2 separate regions of the Homo sapiens genome follow, and region 1 is linked to region 2. The links are chromatin loops, found by intact Hi-C in ENCODE. Cell type or tissue: OCI-LY7. All regions are shown on one strand. Region 1 has its middle 54 kb from the start of MIR593. Region 2 overlaps SND1 (staphylococcal nuclease and tudor domain containing 1).

Region 1 (2,500 bases), 430 kb after region 2:
GGTCGAGACCAGCCTGGCCAACATGGTGAAACCTGGTCTCTACTAAAAGTACAAAACTTAGCCAGGCGTGGTGGTAGGCGTCTGTAATCCCAACTACTTGGAAGGCTGAGGCAGGAGAATCGCTTGAACCCGGGAGGCGGAGGTTGCAGTGAGCTGAGATCGCGCCATTGCACTCCAGCCTGGGTGACAAGAGCGAAATTCCGTCTCAAAAAAAAAAAAAGAAGTACCGACAGTCAGCTCTCTTCAGTGCCTCAGGAGGGTGTGGAAGACGCGAAGCTCTGGATTTAATCAAAGTTGGAGTTTGGTTAGGAAAATACAGTGAGGGGGCGGGACACCGAAAGTGAAGGATGTATGCAAGGGAGCGATTAGAAACACGTGCGTCAGAACACCAGCGGGAGCTTGATGAAAATTTAGGAGGTGGTGGTGGTCGAGCGGGATGGTTGAAATGTAAATTTTGGAGGGATGTGGGAATTAATAAGGACAACGTCTATGACATGACCGTGGAGCGGCTACCGCGCGGGGGTAGAAATTACTGGAGAAGAGACCAGGGATCAAGAGGTGGAAGAGCTGGATGGATTGTCTACGTGGATTTCGGAGCCTGTTATTTTGGCAGTCACCTTTCTAATTTTCTAAATTCTTACTTGTTCCCCTTTGAAAAGCATTCTGTTCTTGTTCTGTGGCTATAAAATTTTCTGAATCTTTCTAAGGATATTAGAGCGTCTCCCTCTCTCTCTCTCCACACACACACACACACACACACACACACACACACTTTTGTTCTTCAAATCATCTTTTTCTTTGGAGTTGGTTGCACTCCTGGTTTATCTAGATCATTCTCATTTGATGAAACACCGTGGTGAAAACCCTCCTACCTAGTGCTTCGCCCTCATCACGATTATCCATGTGGTGAGTCTTTAAAGGCCAGGTGACGGCCCTTCCCCCTCTCCTGGGAAATCACGCCAGCGCTGATCCTGCTAGGAGAGGGGAGAGGGGAGAGAATATGAATGAGACCTTGAAAGCAGAAGCCTCACTTTGGGGTCATATTTGGAAAAGCCCCTGTCTTCAGCAGCCACAGAAGCTCCCCCTGGGACCTCCTCAAGCCAGGAGCAGGCTGTGAGAGGTTTCCCTGGAATGGGGGTCTGGGTGCCCCCCACCCCCGTTTCCACCTCCCGCCTGCACCGCCGGGAGCTCCGGAGGAGTTCCCGGGGACCTAGAAACAGCGGCGAGAGCGTGAGAGGGGAAGAGCTGGGGGTCCGGGCCAAAAGGAGGATGGAGGGGCTAGGCTTCTAGAGCGTGGGAAGGGGTCCCAGGGACCGAGCCAAGTGGAAGGCTTGTCCAGGCCCCCGCCTGCTCCCCTGGATCTGGAGGGAGCCTCCACGTGCTTCCGGCTGGGGCGGCACCGCGCAGTGCCGGGAGCGCCCACGAGGGGGCGCGCGAGCTCGGCGGCGGCGGCGGCGCCCCAGCGGGAGCGGGAGGCCGCGGGGCACAAAGAGTGGCGGGGCGGACCCTGGGGCGCCCGGGTTCCCTGTCCCGTGGGTCCCCAGCAAACCGCAGCGGTAGGAGAGGTGGGCTTTGCCTCTGAAGCACAGCAGGCCCTTAACAAGTTTTCACGGACTGAATGCGTGAGCTATGTAAGCCCTGCCGCATCGCGACGTTAGAGGTTTCCCAAGTTACGCCCCCGCAGGCGCTCTGATGCTGACATATTAAAAGAAGCCCGGAGGAAGAGGGCGACGCACGCGGGTGGCTTTAGGCCGCCTATTTGGGGAATAAATGACAGAAGGGGCGTGGTGGGGTGGGGAGGAAGCGGGTCCCCGCGCCCTGGGTTCCGATTCTGGCCCGAGGCTCAGCTAGGATGGCCCCAGATCCCAGAGAACGTCCTACCTAGTGCCCGTTTCTACACCTCCCCCTCCCGCCCCAGAGTTACGGGTTAAGGAGAAAGACTTGGTCAGAGAAAACGTGAGACGGCGCCGGGGCAGGGACCCTCCTCCCGCAGCACACATCCCACCCTCCTTGCTCAGACACAGGCTTTTTCTGGCTGCTTGTGCTTCTAGGAGGCGCCACTGCGGGAGTCAGCCGTAGGAGGGGTGGGCTTTGCCTCTGAAGCACAGCAGGCCCTTAACAAGTTTTCACGGACTGAATGCATGAGCTATGTACGCCCTGCAGCACCGCGACGTTAGGACCCCCTTCTCCAGGAGGGGTCCTTAACCAGCTCCCCCTCCTCTGTGGTGATGACAGTGACAACCCCAGGTTCAAATCCCTGTTAACCGGCCGGGCGCGGCGGATCATGCCTGTAATCCCAGCACTTTGGGAGGCCGAGACGCGCGGATCACGAGGTCAGGAGATCGAGACCATCCTGGCTAACACGGTGAAACCCCGTCTCTACTAAAAATACAAAAAAAAAAAAAAAATTAGCCGGGCCTGGTGGCGGGCGCCTGTAGTCCCAGCTACTCGGGAGGCTGAGGCAGGAGAATGGCGTGAACCCAGGAGGCGGAGGTTGCAG
Region 2 (2,500 bases):
ATTGTAGGGGGTTTAGAAACCATTAGACTATTTAAATTTCTTTGTAAATTAGCTAACTTCAAACTAGCTTGAAATATCTCTCATAGTTTAGGACTTCTTTTTTATCTGCCTAGCAAATAGCATTATCTTAAGATTTCCTATGTCCAAGTATAGATGGTCCCTGACTTATGCTGGGTCGACTTAAGATATTTTGACTTTACAGTGGTGTGAAAGCAATAGATACTCAGTAGGAACCACATTTGGAGTATCCATACAGCCATTCTGTTTATCACTTTTGGTCTAGTATTCAGTAAATTAATTAAATGAGATATTCAACACTTTATTATAAAACAGGCTTTGTGTTAGATTATTTTGCCCAATTGTAGACTTATGTAAGTGTTCCAAATGTGTTTAAGGTAGGTTAGGCCAAGCTATGATGTTTGGTAGGTTAGGTAAACTAACCTAAGCAAAAGTAGGCTACCTAACCTAAGGTAGGTTAGGCCAAGCTGTGATGTTTGGTAGGTTGTATTAAGTGCCCTTCTTTCCTTCCTTCCTTTCTCCCTCCCTCCCTTCCTTCCTTTCTTCCTTCCTTCCTTCTTCCCTTCCTCCCTTCCTCCCTTCCTGCCTTCCTCCCTTCCTCCCTTCCTTCCTGGCTGAAGAGAGATAAATGCATTTTCAACTTACAGCATTTTCAGCTTATGATGGGTTTATCAGGAGTTAACCCTGGTGCAAATCAAGGAGCACCTATAAATATATGACCTCAAGTTTCTCTTCTTTCTGTTTTGGAGCTCTTGGTTCCCCGCCCCACCGCCCCGAGAGTTTTCCATTGATATGTCTTGGGATAGACTACTTTGAAGGGAACTAGAGCTATTATCCTTGGTGGTATCAGCAGTGCTATAAAAATGTTTTTTCTTAGTTGCATGGTTTTGTAACTTGAGTAGTAGACCTGCTCTCTGTGTCTTCCCAAAATGCTGTAATGTTTTCCAGCCTATTTTTACTTTTGCCAAGAGATGCTAGAAGTTTTGTTTTTATGGGCTAAAAGTGGTTAAGTGCCAAATTCTTGGACTGAGAGGTTCTGTCTCCCTGTCAACTAACCATGAGTTTAGGATGGAAAGCCACTAGGTGGCACTGTGAGCCTGAGAAAGTCTGTCTTTTAAGCAACCTCTGAGGAACTGGCTAAATTTCTTCACTCTCTTTTTTATGATGCCCAAAGTAATAGGTCACAGAGTGGTCTAGTGGCCTCTTTCCCTCTTTTTGTAGGTGATGTCCAGGCAGCTGTGAGGTGAGCCAAAATCATTCCTTTTGGTAGGCATGAGTGGGACTTGCACCTGTTGGGATATCCTGGCATCCTCCAGGTCTTGTTGCAGACCACAATGTCCCTTCTTTGTGAGGCGTGTACGTGTGTGGACACTTGGACATGGCTTGCTCTGCCTACTTGGAACTCACTCAGTTGTGCTTATGCTTCCCGTAGTTAGCATAGCTGTGTTAACATAGCTACAGAATGAAAGGATGATTTTTCACCCAAAAAGGGAGGCAGGCCTTCAATTTTTCGCCATCTTCACTTTGAGAGTCTGTGACATTAGTGATGTAGATGAGGCATGTGAGGATCTTAGTACCCTGTCGTGTTCCTACCAGCCTGTCCTCTATTAAAACTGAGTTTGTAGAAAAACCTAGAATATTTTGAAGAGTTTTGGGCCTTGGCTGGTTGGGGAGTTAACTAAAGCACTGCATAAGAACAAAATTCAAAGGATTTAGATTATTGAGCTTTGCATTTATCTTAAATATGACTTTGTTGGTAATTAGAAAAGGGAGACCTACCTGTAGAAGAATTTTTTCCATTTTCAAAAATCTAGGATCCTAGGATCTGTTTTTTCTTTAAAAGAGAGCGAGGCTTTTATCATGACAATGAAGTTTTATTCATTACAGTGCCAAAGTAGAGGAGATTGCCTCTAGAAATCATCTGATGGAGAATTATGAGGAATAACCAATCTTCTGTAGAAATTGAAACATAAATTGAGACTGTTTGGGTACACGTCCGCTTAGAGGGTAGAGAGAAATGGGAAAAGAGTTTTTAAAACTTGACTTTTAAAAATTCTTTAGCATTCGTTTTGCTTTTAAAACAGGAAAAAAACATAAAGAAGATAAGCATAAATACCCATAGTACATGAAACACTATGACTTGGCCTTGTTTTGTAATTTTTTTTTTTTTTAACAAAGTTGATCATAGTGTCTGTCTCAGGGTTGGCAAACTATGGCCCATGGGCTGAATTTGGCTGGGCACTTGTTTTTGCATGATCTGTGGATTTTACACTGAAAAAAATGGATTTTGCGTTAATAAAAAATATATCGTGGCATGTGAAAATTATGTGAAATTAAATGTCAGTATCGTAAATAAATTGGAACATAGCTATATGTGTTCGCTTGTGTATTGTGTGTGTCTGTTCTTGTGCTATAATGGCAGAGGTGAGTAGTTGTGATAGAAACTGCGTGGCCTGCAAAGCCTAAAATATTTGTTATCTGG

What was found. Peaks named below come from ENCODE experiments on the same cell type or tissue, not always from the same donor. Only the 100,000 strongest peaks of a DNase experiment are listed, where the experiment ranks them.
Region 1: a loop joins it to region 2, with 2.5 times the contacts of the local background. A loop is called at or near these places in 41 of 110 quality-filtered maps.

The regions. Positions count from the first base shown.
Region 1 is chr7:128,134,421-128,136,920 of GRCh38, forward strand. No RefSeq gene overlaps it. Among named protein-coding and RNA genes, the nearest start is that of MIR593, 54 kb to the left of the region's middle. RefSeq lists a silencer at 1,321-1,510 and an enhancer at 1,446-2,020. In OCI-LY7, CTCF peaks have their summits at 1,423 (motif pointing right) and 1,632; DNase peaks (open chromatin) are centred at 1,431 and 1,671; H3K4me3 peaks cover 1,207 bases.
Region 2 is chr7:127,707,815-127,710,314 of GRCh38, forward strand. All of the region lies in intron 9 of SND1 (staphylococcal nuclease and tudor domain containing 1), which reads left to right. Among named protein-coding and RNA genes, the nearest start is that of SND1, 57 kb to the left of the region's middle. In OCI-LY7, CTCF peaks have their summits at 1,093 (motif pointing right) and 1,294; a DNase peak (open chromatin) is centred at 1,107.